Linked DNA regions of Homo sapiens: regions 1 and 2 are each linked to region 3. A link is a loop called in an ENCODE intact Hi-C map of the cell type or tissue named here. Cell type or tissue: PC-3. All regions are shown on one strand. Each heading gives the region's core, and the rest is flanking DNA. Links, peaks and the distances in the headings are about the cores only.

The links. A loop is a pair of places that touch in the nucleus more often than their neighbours do. Peaks named below come from ENCODE experiments on the same cell type or tissue, not always from the same donor. Only the 100,000 strongest peaks of a DNase experiment are listed, where the experiment ranks them.
Region 1: it touches region 3 in a loop (9-fold over the local background); 2 of 110 quality-filtered maps call a loop at or near these places.
Region 2: a loop joins it to region 3, with 13 times the contacts of the local background. A loop is called at or near these places in 2 of 110 quality-filtered maps.

The regions. Positions count from the first base shown.
Region 1 is chr5:103,804,375-103,812,147 of GRCh38, forward strand. The region is part of intron 2 of LOC105379107 (a long non-coding RNA gene); the gene reads left to right. Among named protein-coding and RNA genes, the nearest start is that of NUDT12, 250 kb to the left of the region's middle. In PC-3, for the core only: a CTCF peak has its summit at 4,282 (motif pointing right); a DNase peak (open chromatin) is centred at 4,297.
Region 2 is chr5:103,578,720-103,586,492 of GRCh38, forward strand. No RefSeq gene overlaps it. Among named protein-coding and RNA genes, the nearest start is that of NUDT12, 20 kb to the left of the region's middle. In PC-3, for the core only: CTCF peaks have their summits at 3,825 (motif pointing right) and 4,029; a DNase peak (open chromatin) is centred at 3,852.
Region 3 is chr5:104,340,703-104,348,475 of GRCh38, forward strand. No RefSeq gene overlaps it. Among named protein-coding and RNA genes, the nearest start is that of NIHCOLE, 260 kb to the left of the region's middle. In PC-3, for the core only: a CTCF peak has its summit at 6,593; a DNase peak (open chromatin) is centred at 4,319; H3K4me3 peaks cover 916 bases; H3K27ac peaks cover 2,321 bases.

The DNA.
Region 1 (7,773 bases), core at 1,598-6,597, 540 kb before region 3:
TTATTAAGTTGCCTAATACTTTGAGCCTACTCATCTTGAGGACTGAATTCAGTTTTCAGTCGTTTCTAAGCTTATATTAAAGTCTTGGAGCCCAGCACAGTGGCTCATGTCTGTAATCCAAGTACTTTGGGAGGCCAAGGTGGGTGGGTTACCTAAGGTCAGGAGTTCAAGACCAGCCTGGCCAAACTTGGCAAAACCCCATCTCTACTAAAAATACAAAAAAAAAAAAAAATTAGCTGGGCATGGTGGCAGGCACCTGTAATCCCAGCTACTCAGGAGGCTGAAGCATGAGAATTGCTTTAACCCTGGAGGCGGAGGTTGCAGTGAGTCAAGATTGCACCACTGCACTCCAGCATGGGCAACAAGAGCAAAACTCAGTCTCCAAAAAATAAAATAAACAAATAAATAGATAAAGTCTTGGTCGTTAAAAGCCTTGGATGACTAAGGTTTAGAACTGCCTTAAAGAGAGTTCTGAGTCAAGAACCTGTGGGTGGCTTCTGTTGGAGGAATAGTTAAATCACCATGCTAGATCAGGGCTGATAAGCCAGTTTTCTAGGAGGGCAGCTTCCAGATTCCATGGCTATAAATGTAAGCAATTTTGCCAGCTACTTCACTCAGTAATATTGTGCACAGCACAATGTGAGCTATGAGTCTACTTTCTCTCTAGTTCAGTTGCCTCATTCCTCTTACAGTGTGGGCACATCGCAACACTGAGAAGGATCAAAGCAAATATTTTCCATACAACATAACTCTTAAACTTCATCAGTACTCAACTAAGAGACAGTAACTTGACTTGAAAACTGTAGGGGAAAAAACGACCACGAAGGGTTAGTGTTGAATTTACTGAAAACATATGTAATTGAGCAAAATTATTGACATAATAATTTTATGACATATCCAATGTAATGTGGATTCTACATGATTTTCTGCATGTTAACAGACTTCAGAACTAATTTCTGAGTAAGACTCAGGAATTAGGGTCTATTAGAGTTGGAAGAAACATATTATGCTTCATGTTTCTTTCATAGCCTCATAGCTCCTGGTGAGGAGTAATTTCCCCCTGCCTTTCTTTCTTTGCTTTCTTCCTTCCTCCTTCTTTTATTCTTTTTTTTTCTTTTCTAATGGGACGAGCCCCATTGAATTTGCGACAACATGAGATTAAGTGTGTGGGTTTCCCACATGTACTGCACACTTTTTTTGTTTTTGTTTTTGTTTTTTTTTTCCCCATTTCTCTGATACAACTGAATTAAGCTTGCCTTCAGAATCAGTCTGAGAGGTGGCTGGTAAAATTTTTTTTGGCAAAACAAAAAGACCTGCCTGAACTTCATCCCAGAAATCTAACCTATTCCCACTTTGAGCTTTACCTTTTTGTCTTTGAACAATAACTTCACCTTTCCCTGTCTCTAACCGGACATGATTTTTATATTCCACAAACAGAAATTTGAATTAAAATGCACGTCTCAGGAAAAATCAGTTTTTGACTTAGAATCATTTGTGTTGGGAGTCAAAAATTGCTCTAAGCCTTTAACTTTAAAACAAAGAGGAGAGTTTGAAGTATATGTGTTGAGGGTGGGGGCAGTGAGGGATTGGAGGTTTGGAAGTGGGATAAATTCACAACTCAGGAAGATTAGAGACCACAGAAAAAAGCTGGGTGTAAATTTCCTACTTCATCTTTCTGCCCAAAGCCAGCTCTGTTCCTCTTCAGCTATGTGAGTGCAAATAAAAAAGAGAGGCATTGAAAATACGCTACTGACACAATCCGTTTTTCCGTGTTCCTTTTTACAGAATTTGCTTTTGCAACTAGGGAATACGTACCAACATTTTGGAATGATCTTGCTGACAGTTCAAGAAGAATGTAATCAATAGACACAGGGTTGCTAATCAACTCATCTGGTTTTGTTGTTGTTGTTGTTGTTATGGGGTGATGGTGGGGCAATCATATTCCATTTCTATTGACAGAAATCTGATTCAGAAGTAATTATTGGCAGCATCCCTTTTCTGTGCCAAAGAAATGATTTTCTTTCAGTATAAATGCCATAATAAACTTATTTTGTGAGGGAAGAAGAGAGATGAATGAACCTTGGCATTCCCTTGTTTATACTCAGAACATAGCTATTCGTTAATTTTATTATGCTGCAAAGTAAAATGTGCAAGTTTATCTTTTAAAATAACTCAAGAAATGACAACGAATTGCAAAGGATAGCATAAGAATATGGAGGGGCAAAAAGAGAGAATAAAATGTTTTGTTTTCTCCACAGGAAATTAAGCGAAATATATTAAACTTTTCTTTAAAATAAATATTAATGATCAGTAATTCAATTTCCTGTCTGTTTGTGTTTTAAATCCTGCAGCGTTCGTTCTGGTTGCTTTGATGTCCAGTCTGTTTTTGTTATCACTGGGCTAACACAGTGAAAGACAGTGTTGTACTCTGCCCAGGGCTCTAACAAGTCTCTTTGAAACTTTGGAAATAGTTTGCCACTAAAGGACTCAGAAAAATCACTGCCTTTCCTGTTGTTATTTATTATAATCTGTAAGTGGAAAAATTGCTATTCTGAAAGAAAAAGTTAATATATTTAATGCTTTATTCAATTAGACCTATTGTTTTCTGATGGCCCCCAGAATGTTTGGAAACACTCTATAAAATTAACATCTAGGTACAAAAGACTCCCAGTAAATAGTTACAACAACAACAAAAACAAGAAAAAATTAACAAAGCAGCAAAATGAAAACTGATAAATCCTTAAATTTCAGGGGAATGTGTCAGGAAATGTTTCCCATTTCAAATCATAACAGATAGGAAAAATTGCATAGGTGATGTATCATACAAACTGAACTTGAGCACTTTTTCTTTTCTCTAAACGCAGTTCAAAATGGTCTCATCTTTATTATAGTCTTTAAATAATTATTAGGCTTAATTGCCACAGTTCATAGAAATTTTAAAATTAGCAAGTGGTGCTTATCTCTCCGCAGTGCTCAGTGTTAATAAAACATGCTGCTCCATAAACACATTTCACATCATATTTGTCCATGATTATTTCATTGCTTTTCCAAGTACAGATGCCAGCAAACAAAGTGTTGCTGAATTCCTGTAATTACCAGCATTTGCCTCGATTTGGGTCCATGAAGTATGTAGTCAATCTCTATTGTCTTCTGCCTCTGTTTTGAATCTGTCCCCAGTGCAGGAATGTCAAAAACACCATTTAGCAACACAGCCTGCTCAATTTTAAAAAGGGAAAATCACATTCAAGCTACTAATTAAGAAAAGAAGAGAAGTGAGCTGTGAATTAAAAAAAAAAAACTACCTTCTAAAAGGCTTTAACAAGAAACTTGCAACTCTGCTGCATTCAGAAAAAGAATGATCCTTATTTATCAAAGCTAAATTCTAATATAGCAGTTAGAGGTGAGATTTAACTGACTTGTTAATATTTTAAAAACAGCCAAGTAAATGAAAATTCAAGTAATTTCTATTTCTTTTCTATCTTTAAAGGGGAGCTTAATTAACTGATTTTTTTCAGCTATCTAACACTCCTTTGTTAGAAGATTCTTCCATCCACTTAAGATCCTTTTGATATTTTGTTAAATGTGCATTCCTTTGAAAAACTACACTGATGCCCTATCATGCCCAGATATTTGGCAAAATTGTCATAGAGTTGTTTCTTCAATAGAATACTTCTACCAAATAATTTGTCTTAATGATTCTCAGAACATTTAGGATAAATCATGTTGATCACCATTTGATTTTGATCAAAATCATATATTGATCACTAAGCGTAAATAATTTAAAACGGTAAATACCAAACAGTAAGAAAATCCTTCTTCCATGTAATATTACAATATGGAGACTACTTCAGCAATAAGTAAGTGAAAAATACCAGTTGTAGATCTGGAAGTAGAATCCAAGCAGGCTCTATAACCATATGTAGTTTGAGCACAGGAATTATGTCATAGGTTATTCTTTCTAAATTAATTATTTATTACTTTAATGCTATATGTAGATTGATAAAAAATATGAAAAGGTAAGTATGCTCAGCCATACTTTGCTGATTTGGTCTAACAGAGTAAATTATAGCAGGAACAGAGTTCTGTTAAACTATTTGAATACCTTATGCTTCTTTATGTTTCCCATGATACTTTGAAAGTGGTAGTGTAGACAATTGCCCTTACTTCTACTGTCATTCTCCTAGAAATAAGAAATACATTAAAGTCTATCAATAGCTCACCATGTTTACGATCTCACTTTTTCTACCTTAGGACCTAGGCCCAGGGGCACTTACAGAGGCCAGCCACTAGATGCTGCTAGTATTCTTTCCATTGAGTAGTATTCTGCCAAGCAAGCTTTCCATTCCAGGATGTCAAAAGACATTGAAGTTTTTCTCAAATTGGCGCCATTTGACCTTCACCCATAGCTGTAGCTTCGTTGCTATCTACAGTCTATTCCTTACCTTGGGTAGCAGGTATTTAAAGAGGTCTAATTTTTGAGACTTACCATTAAATCATCTTGGAAGATATTTTTCCAGTCCTTATCTGAATTTTATTTTCCTACATGCCTGCATTTCTGTCTTGGACCTCATGCAGTGCCCATGAAGGGCTGGATTCTTGGCAGTCTCCCTTCTCCCTTCTCCTTTTACCTTCAAATTACTAGAATTTTACTTATCAACTTGATTTTGACAACTAGGTCCCTGCTACCTTTTGAGTGTTTGCCCAGCCTTCTAACTGCTGACCCATCTGGATTTTCTATTAGTTAAAATACATGTTCTATGTATATATTCAAAGTTAGGTCAGATAGCAGGGCAATATGGCTTCACTTTGGTGCTCAAATAAATACACGATTTTAACTTACTAGCTGGCTGAAAGAGTATCTCTTTTTTATGGCCACTCTTCACTCTCATCTCTTTCCACCAAGCTGTTTAGTAGAGTAAAATAGATGAAGATAATGTTCTCTGATAGAGGGAATTGTTCTTTGTCCAAGATTTTGGAAATAGTCTCTCTTTTCTATGATAATATTAAAATTTTGAGTCTTATTTGAATGAATTTTGTTGCCTAAAAAATTACAACTTTAACAGGTACTTATAATGAGATATTTTCTAAAATAGTAACATATTTGAGATTATTTTGGTAAATAATATATTTTTATTTCAAATCTCAGAAAGATATTGAACTAAAACTTCAGGCCGGGCGCGGTGGCTCACATCTGTAATCTCAGCACTTCAGGAGGCCAAGGCGTGCAGATCACGAGGTCGGGAGATCGAGACCATCCTGGCTAACACGCTGAAACCCCTTTTCTACTAAAAATACAAAAAAAATTAGCTGGGCGTGGTGGCATGTGCCTGTAGTCCCAGCTACTCAGGAGGCTGAGGCAGGAGGATGGCGTGAACCCCGGAGGCGGAGCTTGCAGTGAGCCGAGATCGTGCCACTGCACTCCAGCCTGGGCGACAGAGAGAGACTCAGAATTAAAAAAAAAAAAAAAAAAAAAAGGCATGTTTTATATAATTGGATAAGTAGTAAATGGGTTAGTAAATTTCTGACTTTTAAAATCAACTAAATACTGAACATTTCAATTCCAATATATATGTTAACATAAAAATCACATTTGAATTGAAAGCTAAATGCCAAGATAGTTGCCAAGCCCTGAAACAAGTTTTGTATTTTTTAACTTGTTCAGGAAAAGGTATTGGTCTTACAACTCCATGCTTGCAGATGTAGGGATTGGTTGCAAGTAATAATAATAATATAAAATTCCCAGTATAAGCATACTAGGAAGACCTGACCAGAGATGTCCTAATAAACCAGTAAATATATGTATACCACTATGACTAGTATATAAAGCAAAACTCTGAAAGATACTCTGCTGCAGGAAAAATTGGAAATGTTTATGCTTTTTATGGGTTTGGGTTTTTAGCTTTAAAAATTGATACTTGTTTAGTAACATAATATCTAAGGGTAAATCACATCCTGATACCCATGTTTCTACTTGAATAACAGAATTTACATTTATATTTATCCTCCAAATCATATAGCTCAGGTTTACACTCCCAACAAGGCTCCTTCTCCATAAGACTTTGTATACATTTAATAATACTTCTTCAAAAATAAAGCAGATGTATTTACTCTAGCTCCTGTAGTTCTAATTTTGTTGAACTAAGCATGTAGTTCTAAGCATGAGATGGCTTAATGACATTGGTCTTTTTTGTGTGTGTGTGACAGAGTCTCGCTCTGTTGACAGGCTGTAGTGCAGTGGTGCTATCTCGGCTCACCTCCACCTCCTGGGTTCAAGAGATTCTCCTGCCTCAGCCTCCCAAGTAGCTGGGACTACAGGTGTGCACCACCATGCCCAGCTAATTTTTTTATTTTTTTAGTAGAGATGGAGTTTCACCATGTTGGCCAGGATGGTCTTGATCTCTTGACCTCGTGATCCAGCCGCCTCAGCCTCCCAAAGTGCTGGGATTACAGGTGTGAGCCACTGTGCCCAGCCACATTGGTCTTATTTTATCAACCCTACTCAGACATAGAAATCATTTAGATAACGATGATTAAGCTTCCTAGCAATTCATTTTATTTTCTTTTTTAGGGGGGAGGGTAGTTTGTTGGAAGCAAAACAGTAAAGAACACATGAAGTGATAGAATTTGATAAATTTTAGAACATTTATAGAAGATATAAGTATAGCAGAAGTAATACATTAAAGTTGTAATAGTAATTTCGTTGGATGAAGACAAGCATACAATCTTACTGCTTTTATTTTTTATTTATATTTTTTATCTAGATTGTCTGATAGCTTAAGTTTATATTCTAGTGGGGTAACTAAGTTGCTCCATGTGCATTAGTACAATGACAATCATAGCTAAAATTTGCATGTAGTGTTGACTATAAGCTGGGCACTGTTTTAAGTGCTTTCACATATATTAACATTTTTCACCTTCAAAACAACTTATATGGGACATGGAAATTTTTTCATATAAGGAAATGAGGTTGCAGAAAAGTTAGGTAACTTGTGTAAGGTCACCATAAAGTAATGCTTAGAAATCTGATTTGAACTTAAGCAGTGTGATTTCAGAGTTCAATTTTTAAACATGCTGCAGCATCTGGTTTTATGTATAGCCCTAGGTATAGATTCACCTCTTTGTCACATTTTATGTGTATGTATGTGTGTGTGCATATGATATATTTTTTCTTAAAAGCATTTACTCACTCTAAAAATTTAAAAGCATTATCCAGGTGTGGTGCCACACTTGTAGTCCCAGCTATTCAGGAGGCAGAGGCAGGAGGATTGCTTGAGCCCAGGAGTTCAAGACTGCAGTGAGCTATGATTGCCCCACTGCACTACAGCCTGGGAGACACAGCAAGACCCCGTCTCAAAAATAAATAAATAAATAAACAAATAATAAATAAAAGCATTAAAGTCACCTCTAAACTGGAGAGCTATTATGATTTTTTACCTGAGAAAGGAAAACTCTAAAGGAAGATACATTTCTTAATCCAGGCCTTGTCAACATCCAAGTTGGATTCGGGAACATATTTAAGGTTCCCAGTCCTATTCATCACATGGCACATCCCTCTCTAGAAATTAAACACCACATACTCTAAATCTGTCAAATCTAAATATAAATCTATAGCTGTGTGGCTCAAATCCTCTAGAAAAGTAATGTTTATGGGATAGAGAAAACAAAGTTGTGTCATTTTGTTTTAAAAATAGGAATTACACTATTTTAAATACAGCATAAGCTATAATATCAAAATTTTGAAGGAATATAACAAAAATAACTCAAGCCAATTTC
Region 2 (7,773 bases), core at 1,598-6,597, 760 kb before region 3:
TACCATATGTAATTTAAACAACACTGGAGTTATTTTCTAATCTCTTTATTGTTATGGACATTAATGTATTTTTGTTGTTGAAATGGGAGAGTGTTACAAAAAAAAGTTAGCTGGGTGTGGTGGCACGCGCTTGTAATCCCAGCTACTTGGAAGGCTGAGGCAGGAGAATCACTTGAACCTGGGAGGCAGAGGTTGAAGTGAGCGGAGATCGCCCCACTGCACTCCAGCCTGGGTGACAGAGTGAGAGTCCATCTCAAAAAAAAAAAAAAAAAAGAGAGAAAAAAGAGATGGGATAGTGTTTATTCAGTGAGCACCTAGAATTAAAAAGTGAATTGCGTGAATAAATTCTCTCATTAACATGGTTTATTGTGGTTGTAATGGTGGGGTTAGTAAAGAAGTAGAGATAGTCTCCTAGTCTCCAAAATGACTTGGCACTTGAACAGTTTAAAGTACATACTAAAGTTTGTAGAAATTGTATGCAACCATCACTGCTGCCTCTGTTGTGATCATGTGGCCCTTCTTTTAGATAAGGAGTTATAGCAATACATTATATAGCATTGGATTTTGACCTTTGATATATAAATTCTGGTCATCTCAAGGTATCTTGTAGGGTTAATACAGTTGTAAGTAATAATAATTATAATACATTTAAGAGATTACAACATACATTGTGTTATCTGGTTCCTTCATTATGCAGTAGGTACAGTTAATTATCTTCATTTTTCTGATGAAGGCTCACTGGCTTAGAGAAGTAAAATGCCTTACCTGAGGTCACACAGTTAATCATAGTGGCAGGATGTATAGAATTGGCCTCATGTCTAATTTATATTTATTTATTAACTATTTCTAGTTACCAAAACTCTATTAAAAATGACATTGTCTTAAGAAAAAGGTACTTACACAAAAGTAGAGTTAATATCTAGATTGTATAAGAACTTAAAGTCACTGGTGTTATAAAATAACAAAGAAAGTAGGATAAGTATTAACAATTGCTTTAGTTTATACTATTTGAAAGACTCAGAATCCTTGGCATCAGGTTGTTTTCATAATAAGTAAGGACCATATAAAATGTGTCAAGACCTTTTTCTCAATTGATATGTTTTAATAAGTTTTATAACATTCAGTTTTTAGTACAGTCTATATACTAAAATTGGAAAATTAGAACTTAGTATAGTCTATATACAAAAATTAGTATGTATAGTCTATCTACTAAAATTAGTATAGTCTATCTACTAAAATTAGTAGATATAGTCTATATACTAAAATTAGTAGATATAGTCTATCTACTAAAATTAGTAGATATAGTCTATCTACTAAAATTAGTAGATATAGTCTATCTACTAAAATTAGTAGATATAGTCTATCTACTAAAATTAGTAGATATAGTCTATCTACTAAAATTAGTAGATATAGTCTATATACTAAAATTAGTAGATATAGTCTATATACTAAAATTAGTAGATATAGTCTATATACTAAAATTAGTAGATATAGTCTATATACTAAAATTAGAATGTTTTTGAAATATGTTTTAAGAAGAAATATGTATTTTTGATAACTGTATTGGCAATTCTTAAAAACGTGGAGGAAGTGATAAATATATCATTTGGTAATTAATTTGTGTAAAGACCCCTAAAATCATTAACAGCAGGATACCTTGAAAATTAAAAGAGCTTATTTAAAATATAAGCTTATTAGCAATAACAAATGGACTTCAAAATGAAATATTTACTTTCTTACCCATTAGCATTTTAATAATGAGAATATTTTAGACATGTACCAGTTTTTACCAGGTTATACTGCAGTGACAATCGACCTCTAAATTTCAGTGACAACAAAATAGATTGATTTCATGTTATATGTCTATTGCAGATTGACATGTAACACAGTCTCACATTATTGTAACACAACCTTACATTGTTGTTCTTTCTTGTATGGTCTAGGGAAAGGAAAGCCAAGGTGGCATTAAGGTTCCTGCTTGGCAATGCCACAAGTCACTTGGGCTTATTTTGGACTGACCAAAGCAAGTCATGAGAAGCAGTTAATATTTTGAAATAATATCACAATCTACTACAAACACCATTATAATTCCTAGGCATGGACCCTGCTTAAGATAAATATTTCAGTTTTGTGTGTGTGTGTGTGTGTGTGTGTGTGTGCATGTGTGCACGTGCATGCACACTTATATCTAAAATTGTATCTCATGGGTAATAGCTACATTTTTCAGCTTTTTTTATTGTTGGCTGGGATTCTAATTTTTTTTGTATCAAAATTTTCCCTGTATTTTTGTAATGTTAACATCTTATTGGAGTCAAGATTTTTGGCTTCAAGAAATAACATCCCACAGCAATCTAGTGTATTACAATGGAGAAGGGTTTATATGGATACAGGGGAATGTTGTAGAACCTACGGGTAGAAGTACTGCTGTGTTCATGTGGAACTAGAAAGTTGTCAGGCATTACTATTACTCTCTGTCTCTTTCTGGATTTTCTTCTTTCCTTATTTCTATGTGTGTGTTTCCTTCTTTGCTCTTTTCAAATGGTCATTTTTCCCTGCTTTTTCATTCATTTGGTACTCAGTGACAGCACCATAGCCCCTGAGTTTACCTGTCTCAACTTTAGAAAACATCAAAGACTCGACCATCCTTTCTGAATCCCAATTCTGATTTCCCAAAAGACAGAAGCACCAGCTGGTAGGCTGTAAGTGACCCACTATGTAATTTAAATCACAGAATTTTAATCTCTATGGATTAGGGGAGGTAGGAGGAGAAATTTGTAGAAAGAAGATTGGACAGACAATCCAAAAGCTGTCTATTATTCAAAGGTTAAATTTCTTATTAAAATAAGAAACTTTAGAATTTTTTAAAAAATAATTATTTTCATGAATATGTTTCAAAGAAGTTTTCAGTTATTTTTTTTTTCTTACTGTTGATAGGGAAATCTGATAAGCACACTGATAAAGCTTTAAAGTTAATGAACAGGGAGTTCTGAAGCCGTTAAACTGTAAAAGAAACAGCTATTGGATATAGTCATGTTCTTTTATACACTTTGTTCTTTCCTTAACCCAGAGGCAGTGTTAGGTCAATGCTCCAACTACACAACTAGCCATCTCCCGTAAGACCCAAGGCAACTGTTTCTCTAGAATAAGGGAGAAAAAGAAAGAAATCCTCACAATTCTTTAAAAAAAGTATTTCAATTTTTCTCAAACATTAAATTGTGCATTAAGCTTGTCTAATATAATTTCAATGTTCTTTTAAATTCCATGAAGTTTAGCTGCACTGGTAAAGCGGATTTAATATATCAGAACATTATACTTTTTTCTCCATCTTTTTATTTAGAAAGTTTGTAAACCTAAGAAAGGTAGAAGGGCTAAAACAGTGATTTCCCATATATCCTTCAACTGGATTCACCAATTTTTGCCACATTTGCTTATATCTTCCTACATGTATACTTCTATCTCCCTACATACATTGAACATGGTTTACTCAACTAAAAGAAGACCAGTTAATTCCCTCTGGAAGAACTTTATTGCCTTCACTTTATTTTGTACTGCATCTCCTGCTTTTTTGTCACATGGAAAATGCTCTTGTAAAAAATATATCTCAATCTAATGTGAATAACCAAAATGGCTCAGGGGCCTTTTCAGTCACCTATTAAGCCCCTCTCTTATGAGAAGAGATGTATTACAGCATAGGTATAACTTTGCCTGTTGTCATTGGTTTGCACACAAAAATGTCTTTAAATTTTGTGTGGATGCTTATTTTCTTGACCACTTTGCCGGAGCTATTCCATTTATTTTATACATGCTGGAAAATGATTTAGAGTCAACAGCAGGTGGCAGTGCTAGCAAACTTTGTGCTTTTGGTACGTAATCAGCTCAGAAAGTGATGTCTTTCAGTAGTACCACAGGAGCAATACAATTAGTAAGGAGTCCTTAAATACCTATGCTTATCTCCAATTTATTTTGAGAATTATTTTTGAAATCAGTTGAAAATTATGGATAAATGTATTTAGAAATACTAGTTTAGAGACTGAATTTTGTTATCATTGTGAGATCAAATAACTGAGAAAAATAGGTTTGTTTTATCCTTGTTTCTGGTTTATTCCATAACCAGAAAAAAAAATGTGAATACTTAAAATTAGAAAGATAAGGTAGTTTGAATCCTGTTAAAATTTGCTGGAAAAATGTCACAGCAACATTTATTTCTATTGATGAAAAGGTAGTTATGTATTTTGAAATTTTGTGGCAAACTTTAAGAAAGCTCTTATAAAGCAAAACTACTCTGATTCACCAGGGTAACAAATTTTAGAAAGCTTAAATTGCTCTTGACATTTATGGAAATAATTTCAAAAATGCTCTTTAGTTATAATTTGTTTCAGAGACCGTAATTTGTTGCAATTCTCTTCTTTCATTTCATAGAAAAGGAAACTGGACAAGCAAGGAATTTTTGTTTTCATTGAGGTATTTGATTTTTCACAACTTTTGTGTCATTTTACCAGAAACAATAAAGACTTTTTAGGAAGTCATATCAACAACTGTTTTATGTTCTTGGATTTTAATAGTTCTTCTGTACATGTGTTTCAATAACTTACATATGGCTTATTTAAATATTTGTATATTTATAGGTTCATATATCATCTAGATATCAGATAATAGCAGAGTAGTTGATTTCTTTTACTAATATGATTATTTAACATTAAGAACTCAGAACACTTAAAGTTAGCATAGAATTGAAAGCTTATGTAGTTTAATGAGATCATTGCTCCAATGGAGAAACTGAGGCCCAGGAAGGATTTCAGTGAAGGAGACTTAATGGTATAGAAAGATCCTGTTACATTCTCTCTTGATTCTCAGGCTGTCTCAGGAACAACTCAGTTGCAAATTATTATTTTATTTACTTATACTCTCAGGACTCCTGCATTCACTAGGTTCTGTATTTTACTATGAAGAAAATTACTGATAAAAATTCTGTCCTCCCCAAGAAGCATGCATTTTAGCCATTTCTCTAATTAACTGGTTGGCCTCATACCCCCATTTCCTAGATGTGTAATTAAAATTCAATGAGTCTTCCTGAACTATAGTTTCAGTGCTTTTGAGAACTATGTAGCAGCAGCTATTATTATTCCTACCTTTTAAGACTGACCAGTGAAAAAAAAATGATAAAATGTTTAAGTTATATTAAGATAAAACAGCAAGTCATCAAAAGGTGTGAGGAGGACAATAGAACTCTGAGGCATAATTACCGATTCCCCAAGGAGCAGCCTTTCCCACGAAAAACAAACAAGACAGAATGGAATCTTAAAATTTTCTTCAAGGATTACATTAAAATTAGGAAATGAAATGGAAACATTCTATGCATTATATGTGGAATAAATCATTTTGAAATAGAAGCACACTGCCTGTTCTCAATAAGATATCAATGATTTATTGAAGTTATTAGTTAACTGAAACACACAATTTTTGGCATACTATTGAAATTTAACTTTGATTACATTTTAATTATTACTCCATTAAAACCTATTATTTACATACAATAGCTTTTTATAAGGTTAGGCAAATCACTGTTTCTTGAAAATTCTCAGGTCATGTGTGCAGCCAAGTGACAGTGCCTTAGAAAGAGAACTTTAGTTTGGCCTGTGGTAATCTATGTTTTAAATTACAGCACAACTCATTCCAAATCAATATAATGAATTGATTTGTAAACGTTTGAGGCAGGACTGCTTTCTTTGGATTTTGTCTATTGAATGTGCACTGCAGTTAAAGCATCCTTTTTCTGCATAATTAAGTCTATGTTCTTGGCTTTTCACTGAGTTTAAACTGGTTTTAAAAGGCAGAAATGTATGTTAAGGCAAAATTATGCACATCCATTATTCTTAGTCTTATAAATATTGAAGCATTTTTTTCCCTTTTAGTGAGAAATGGAAGAGAAAATAAAGCTGAATGCCCTGAACTTTAGTTCCCCTTTCTGAGGATATTTTAAACTATTTTAATTCTGGGAAGCATTGAACATACTTCCCTCAAATGCCTAAATTGCCTGAATACACAGTAACATTCTTTATTCTTACAGTGAGGGCAATGTTTAAATTATGGTATATGAGAATGAGTGAACAAGAACAAGATGGTGATTTGAATTCTGAGAATTCTGAAAAGATTTTGAGCTAATATATAAATAGAAAGAGCTATTGTAAAAAATCAATTCAACCAACATTTATTGAGCACATGTAATAGTGCCTTATATATAGCAGACATTGGGTTAGTCACTTCATAAATATCTTCCAATTTCACAACAATCCTGCAGATTGTTTTATTCCACGTCTACATATGAGAAACTAGAAAGTCAAGCTATTGAAACTAGGACTAAAACATGAATCTCCATCATGATCTTTTGGCTGCGAAAGCAACATGTTGCTTTGCCACCTACCAGTTGTCACGTGCTAGAGATATAAAAATGAATAAACTCAGTTCCTGCCTTCAAGAAATTCATAAGGGTGGTCTATTGGGAAAGAATGCCATTCAAACAGTTTACATTATCATGTGATAAATCGCAGTACCTAATGATGTACTATGGTAAGGAGGGAATTATTTCTGATAATGGGAGCTAAATGCATAATCATTGAGATATGAGAAGGTTATAGTGCGGAAGAAGTTAAAAGTAGTGTTGCATGGCGGATTTTGAAGGGCCTGGAAATTTATGCTCAATAGCTTGGGACTCCTGGGTTACTCGGCTTTCAAACAACCCTCATGACTAGTTTCCTAAATGGTTGTTGGTGCTAGTGGATTTAATATTTAATGTCTTTGAATATACATTTGAATGCTTTGAAACTCCAAATTATTGAAAATTAGTAATTATCTAAGTTTTATTCCCCCAAACTTTTGTAGCTCAGGATACATTTTAACAGGAGTTATTTGCTATTCTCATTAACAAAGCATATTGTTTTATATTTTAAATTTACTCACACTTACACAGTAGATTTCAGTTGTCAATAATCATTATTGTAAAAGAATCCATACAAGATGAAGTACTGGTAGTATTCACTTGGCAACTTTATATCACATTTTCCAGGGTTTATGAAATATAAACGGGATTTTAGACAGTGTACATGGCTGCATTATAAGAGAGATGAATTTTAGGAGTTTAGATTTTTTAAAAATATAATTGTAGACAAAGAATATTTTTGGAGCTGTTAATAACCTTAATGTTTTTAAGTATATATTTGCTGTCATTTCATCTGACACATTGATTGAATTACGCATAAGCAACCCCTACAAATGGCTACCTTGCAGGGATTGGAGATGTTGGTAGGTTCTATATTGTCTTCTGTTAGAGATAATTATATTTCAAAGTGGACACTCAAAATTTTATTTTTAAATTTCTTTTGTAATTTGGGAATTGATAGAAACTTTAAATACTTGGAGCGTCATCCTATATATTATCTTATTTCAGCTTGGAGATATTGTATTTTCCATGTCCTCAATGGATAACATCTCCTATAATGTTATCCAGTTATATGAGATTTATTGCACTGTTGGTTAATGCTTTTTTGTGGACTTAATATCAGTAGTTTTATTTTGAAACAAAAGTTGTTGCTTTATGGATATATGTATAAGTTCTGAAATACTTTTCTGACAAAAATATGGATATAACATATATTAGGAACTTCAAACTGTTAGAGGGCTCAAGTTATACTTTTCTTCAAGATAAAAATATTTTAAAATGTGTAGCGTCACCCTGGAAAGAAACAATTGTATAGAAATGCAACTATTCTCATAAGC
Region 3 (7,773 bases), core at 1,838-6,837:
GCATAATGTTTATCATAAAGCAGGCACTCATCAAAGGGTAACAACCCACTGAAAAATAGACTTCAAGGTAGGCGCCCTGCATGTCTCATTCTCAGTGGATTTCTTGTATATATACAGTGCCTGGTATAGAGGAATACTCATTAATCTTTATTGAGTGAATGCATGAATTAATGAATGAATAAACTTAATGCCATTTGTTTTATTTTTTCAAAATCTTTTAAATATTAATACAAACTATCATAGGATATTTAAATTAAATATTCTGTAAACAGGATATTTATTTTAAATAGATATAATATTTTATGCATATAAAGTATTAATTATAATAATAGAAAAACTTATTTCTATTATTCTTATTTCTATATTTTCTATTAAACTTCTATATTTCTATTAAACTTATTTCTATAATTTCTAACTTATAAAAAATATTAAATTAGGACTTTTTCTCCTACGATTGTTACACACCAATGTTTAATATGCATTCCCTTCATCACCCGTTAGTCACACATATGCATATACAACAAATAGTATCGGCTGAATTTCTAATTTCTTTTTCTGTTTCTCTTTGTTTCACATTTATCTGAAACAGTAGAACAAAATTGAACACTGCATATAATAAGAAGCCAAACTGTATTCTTAGAGCTGTATTATCCGTATACTATTGAGGGAGTAATTTAATATCAATTATTAATTGGAGGATTATACAACAATTTAATACTAAAATAAAATTTCTTTGATACCACATAATTGTATGCTTCTTTCTTCCAGTTAATAAAGCACTGTTGTGGCTATTTTGTTTGTCTATCTCATTTTTCCTATTGAAAATCTGATACCCATTTTGAAGGAAAAAAAAAAACTGGGACTAGAGAGGTTAAGTCATGGATTCACTACTATGTAGCTGATAAGTGGTGGAACTAAAATTCTAAGTCAAACTGTGAATCCAGAGAATGTGTCCTCTTAATCACCATGGAATAATTTTAACTCAGGTTTCCATATAATAAGCTCTAATGAGTAAGTAGTATAGACCACTGGTGGATGCAGCAGAAATAGAAGGAAAGTAGAAATTACTATACATTGAAGCTCTTGTAAGATCATTTCAAAGTAATAAAAAGCTAGAGCAATTTAGTCTGGGTTTGAAGGTTGAGGTCTACTTCTAGAGAAATAAGAATGCCAGTTAAGAGGACAAAGTTTGAAACTACTTGGTCTGCCTTAGAATAAAGTAGAATATTCAATCCAACCACTCCTGGTTAAGTCCAGACCTTCCCAGTATCCTTGACCCAACTCCAACACTCCATGTCCTCTCTGAGGCAGAGGGGTTCTCACATACTCCCTGCCTCTCCAATATCTAGAGCTGAAGCCAAGCTGGAGTGTCATCACTAGAAATGGATATGAAATGTGGTTGAACATAATATTTTTCCAAACTAGTGTTTACCAAAGATTGTTTTGTAGCAAAGATAATCTTGTAAGAAAAGGCCTGAGGAATTTGGGAAATGCTGCAATGTACATCTTCTTTTTGAAAAATATAATGTGTATTAAAAATAGTTACATAAGATGTTCTTCAGCAATATTTGTTGAGCACATTTTTAAAAAATGAATTTTACAATAATATATTTTCTACGCAACACTGATTAGCATTTTATGTTAAGGAATATTGATGCAAACATATTCCTTTCCATATCAAACTTTTAATCATATTTATAACACTTTTTCATTTGTTGATATTTATTTCTTAATAAAATCACAAGTTTACAATCAGATGAAAAAAGTACAAATATGAAATTACATTTTAATATTCTTATTATTTTTTGTTGTGAAGTGCCTTTGATTTCATTTGACAAAACTTGCCTATTCAAAACTTGGAAACTAAAATTTGATCAGTGCAGAGCTAAGTATAAAATATATATGTATACACACACACACATTTGTTTTAAAGGTTAAATATATAATTGTTATATAAATATAAATATAAACAAATATATATATAAATATAAAATATATGTATTTGTTTTAAAAGTTACATAGTTGTCCTTCCAAATGCCTAATACAGACACATGCACTATTTATCATGATATGAATGTTTGGGAAGTATCTATGTTTCTGGCAAAATAGCCTGGATTCATAGTTCCAAGTTTTCTATTCATCAAGAAAACCGAATACATATCATTAGAACAGTGTGAAAAGCTAAGCTCAATTATACTCCTCAGTGTGAGTTATACACAGACCTTCCCAGGTTTCATTTTTATGAGCTTCATTCCATTCAGCAACTGTATCAAAAGAGGATTAAAACCTGAAAGATATGGAGGGTAGAACAGAGCTCTGCTGAGGGAACTCCCTGAGCACTAGCACTTGAAAATGTTTGGCCCTGATGAAAATGAAAATGATTGTCAGATTTCATAAGAACCTCGAGCCTGGAGGTGATAGAAGCCTGAGTTTACTTCTAATTGGAAAAAAAAAAAAAAGCAAGATCACAAAAATAGGCTTTTCTATTTGAATTTGCTTTAATGTGGCCAATTAAATTATAATATCCTATGCCTTGTCAGTCATTGTTTTAAATACAGAGATGTTAAAAATGCTACGAGAGTCCTATATTTTCTAATAATTATTATAAAGCCAAAATATATATACATTTTCATTAATCTTCTGTAAATACCATTTCAAAAATGCAAATATGTTATAAAATGCTATGCTTAAAATTATGTATCCCCACATGCTTCTGCTGTCCATTTCAATCCTTGAGGCTGTGCAAGGGTAGGCTGCCTCTATTAATAAAATCAAACCTACATTTTCTTATGTTTAACACAGGAAGGATTTCCAGAAATAAAGTAGGTGGAGCAAGTGGCACTAGCTCTGTCATTCTGCAATTTATTTTCTCTTGATGCCTTTCATTCGTTTTCTCTGCCATTAACAAGCAGTTTGCCTGGGATGCACAATTCACCATTTAACTGTCTGCCCCAGTAGTACACCAAAACTGCTTTCATAGAAGACATTTTAAACTACCAAAGGACTTTTTTAAAGACCGTAAAGAAAAAGAGAGATTTAGGCACAAATCATGTATCTATTAAATACTAGGGCTCCTAAAATAGAGTTTTGGCACTTACCATATCAAGCATGCTCCTGGTAACATAAATGCCACCCAGATTCAACTGATTCTCTTCAAACATTTCTGTGTTAAGCTTCAAATTGTGACACGAATTTATAGTCATCTAGCTAACCTGTGTTCCTTCAAAATCCAAACCGACCTTGACATGTAGGATCCTGTCCTGATATGCATGAATTAGGAATTATTTCTTGACTCTCTTGACACCTTCATGATTGTGAACAATTATATTACTATTCTCAAAGGTTTCTTCTTTCCCTGTGGAAAAAATATATTTTCTCACCTTGTAGATGTCAGGCATGGCCACCTTGCCCTGTGACTTATAATGCCCCTTCCTGTGAAGATGATGCTCATCCCACTCCAGTGATACCAATTTTGTCCATGTGACTTGCTAGACAAGTGAAATATGAATGGAAGAAGTATTTGCCACTTCTGGGCAGGGTGGTGAAGAGTCATCATTTTTTTCTACAATCTTTGATTCCTTCAACAATAATGGAGATAAGATTGTCCCATAGGTCTTGATACAAAAGCATTTGAACCGTGATAGATATATAACATGAGGGAGATAAAAGAAACAAATTCATATACTATTGAATTTCACTAAAATTTTTGAGGTCATTTGTTACCACAATGTAATTTATCTTAGTCTGACCAATACGGTGGTCAAGACAAAGAAAGGTATTTTCTATTCTGGAGGCTATTGGCTCTGACTTATATGTTTTACATTTCCATTTTAAGAAGTTTCTTTGCTATTTCTTCTTCTCACTACTGAAACAATGACAGAAACTTTTTATCATATATGCAGCTAGTATCTATGGGGGATACATTCCAAAACCCCCATTGGATACCTGAAACCATGGATAATAATGAACCCTATAGGTACTGCTATATATTTTCCTCTACATACATACCTATGGTAAAGTTTAATTTATACATTAGGCACAGTGAGATTAACAACAATAATTAGTAGTAAAATAGAAAAAGTATAACAGTATAACAAAAGTTATATGGAATGTGTTCTCTCTCTCTCTCTAAATATTATACTCACCCTTCTTGTGATGATATAAAATTATACAATGCCTACATCATAAGTTGAATGAGGTGAATGACATAGGCATTGTGACTTAGAATTAAGCTCCTGGTGATCCTCTGAGGACATATGCCAAACAAGGGGATGATTCATGTCCTGGACAGGACAGAGTGGGAGGGCATGAGATTTCATCACGCTACTCAGAACAATGTGCAATTTAAAACCTATGAATTGTGTATTCCCTGAATTTTCCATTTAATATTTTCAGACCGCAGTTGATGGTGAGTAACTGAAACCATGGAAAACAAAACAGAGGATGGAAGGACTGCCATATATTAAAATCTGAGTAAACATTATACTAACCATATAAATAATTGTGAGTCAAAAAATACTGTTTTCATACAAAATAATACATTGATTTCACAACTGAGTCATTAAAATTTTGTGTGTAGAAAATGAAACAGCCACGGAGGGAACTAACAGATCATTTTGAGGAGTATCAGCTTAGTGGTAGAGCTGAAAAGCCCACTGACTGCCCTGCACATTCTGGCACGGCATTGCAGAAATCATCCTGCTTGAACTGGTCAGTCTATTCACAGCGAGGTGAGGCTTCCCGCTGATGCATCTGATTGCTCTCTGGTACTTGATGCAGATGTAAAGGGGAATAGATATAGCTTTTTGCTTGCAGTCAAAGCCTGCCTGTGGTTATTGGGCATGCCCAGCTCTGACAGTCGTTTTTAATCTTCTGCACATGATAAGAGAGAGGCAATGACAGCAGTAAGGAGATAGTGGTTTCACCACAGGGATTGAACCTAAAAATCAGAAAATCCAGGACAACTATAATTCAAGTTAGTTTGACTTCCACCATCAATCCCTATGACCATTATGAATCAGGCTTATTCTGGCCTTCTAGCCCCTTGCAGGGGCCAAACTTTCTGAAGAGTGAGCCTTCCTTCCGGTCGACATGTTCCACTCTGAGAACTTTCACATTACTGTTTTTCTAGCTCTGCTCAGTGTACTACCTCCTCAAGTCACACATTCACACTCACACACTCACAAACACACACACATCTTTCTAAGTCACTCTATTCATTTTCAGCAAGAAATTATGAAGCAAATTATTCTGAAGATATTTCTGCTTGAGCAATAGATATAAATCACATTCCTTTCATTCATGACAGAATTATTTAGATAATAGAGCAGAAATGACAAAGGAGATGTTTTGGCAGTCATAAGTTGCAATTGCTTTTATGCCTAAATCCTGTGGTTGCAATTAAAAAAAGCATACATCATACAACATTAAATTTAGTACTTATCATAATGAACTACATATTTTGAGTGACTTTCAAATTTATTAATATTTACTCCATGTATACATCAACCAAAATAAAAGTTACAAAGGTTTAACTTTTTAAAAAACATGGTGTCTTTTGTTTCATTTTTACTGAATATTCCCATTTATATCAAAAATAGGCTAAATTTTTGAAGCTGAAGGAAAAATAAGACAAACCTGGTTTCTAATTTTACCAGAATAACTATAGCATATTGTAGAATTTGGAAAATTTCAGTTTGTCTTATTAATTGTAGATCACATTTCTTCAGAATTCGATCATGTTTCTGATAAAGGTGGGGATGACTTACAGTAACTCAGTCTCAATTATAATGCTTTGCTCAATGTTTATTTACTGATTAAATTATTTTACTTCTTTTAAATAAAACAAAAATATTATTTTCTTAAAATTTAATAGGCTGTGTAGAGAACATCTAGCTTAAAAGGTAAATTGTTTCTAGAATTATTCTAATAATATTTGTTATAAATGTTTCCCAGAATTATTCTAATATTTGTTATAAGTAAATCCAATAGCAAATATCACACTGTAACCTGCCCCCTTTCAAAATTTATAAGCAGTTAACATAATTTTGATTTTTTAATTTAGAATGTATTATGCATTATCTTAAATGTGCTATTTCATCTCCTGAAATAATAGCTACCAAAACATTTATGAGGCATATATATTTTTGTTCAGATGGCTAAAGTTTATAGCTTATATTAAAGGCATTAGTTTAATTTTTATAATTAAGGCATAAAATGAAAATATGCTATCATGTTCCTCAATGACATACCTCAAGAAAGATCATAAAACTATATTAGACAAATATAAGTACTCAATTTCAAACTTTATCAAACTTAAATATACTGGTATATTAGTTGCCTTGAGAGAACAACATGGGTTTCTCAGAGCAATAAATAAAAGTAGTATTTTCATTGATTTTGCAGCAGAATCGAGCAAAATACTGATTAATTGTCCAATAATTGCTAGTCAATCAATTTCTTCATTTGAGTTTCTCTGTGTCTGTGTGCATGTGTGTGTGCACAGGTTGAAGACATGTAGGAACAGATGTCTAAATAATTCAGGAAACTAAATTTTTACTAGCTTTTTATTTATGTTTACTTGTCTTAAGGGGGCAGCAAAGCCACACAAAGCATTGGATAGTATTAAATTCATCTTATGTGTCTCGAACTAAAATTATATGCAAGCATTTATATGATAATAGAAGTTAAAGACAATGTGGTGATGTTTCTCATTTCAGGTCTTTATGAAAAAGTGTTTTAGTAGGATAGCATCTTTTCTGGAATCTATTAAAGATGCACAATTTACCCATTTATCCAAGTATCTGCTATATGTCACAGCAGTTTAGTAGGACAGGTATAAGATGGTTGTTGCTACCATGAACTGTGGTTGCATAAGAATGTTTTCACAAGCATAATTCATATACAATTGCTTTCTTTAGTCATTACTAAAGCCTAGAGAATGTAAAATGTTAAAAAGAAGATGGAAATTTCATTCATGTTTCTTAAGAAGCAGTAGGTTCTATACTGACATGTTGATTCATAAATGACTTAAATACAACTTGGTTTATCTAATACAATTTGATTTCTAAATACCTTCCAGATTATTCTCAAAGTAATTTCAAACATGTGTTTCTATGACTAGACAATAGAAGTTGTAAAGTAATCTACACCTTTTCCCAAAAAGAACTTTACCATTGGAAAATTATTAAACTCTATTAAAATCACCAGGCAGCTATTTGTACTAGTCCTATACCTCTGTATTAGTCCATTTTCATGCTGCCTATAAAGACATACCCAAGACTGGGTAATTTATACAGGAAAAAGGGTTTAATGGACTTATAGTTCCACATGGCTGGGAGGCCTCATAATCATGGCAGAAGACAAGGAGTAGCAAGTCACATCTTACAGAGATGGGAGCAGGCAAAGAGAGAGCTTGTGCAGAGAAACTCCCAATTTTAAAACCATCATATCTCATGAGACCCATTCACTATCATAAGAACAGCATGGAAAAGACCTGCCCCCATGATTCAATCATCTCCCACCAGGTCCCTTCGACATCATGTGGGAATTATGGGAGCTACTGAATGAGATTTGGGTGGGGAAACAGAGCCAAGCCTTATCAAGCTCTGAAGCATTCATTATAATAAGTGCAAATTTAAATGATTATTATAAACCTTTTCAACCAATTCAAATATTTCCATTCAATCTAAAGCAATTCAAACAAAGCATAAGAATATATAAAATTGATGCAAATACACCTGAGAATGTATACTTGGATAACATATATGTGTA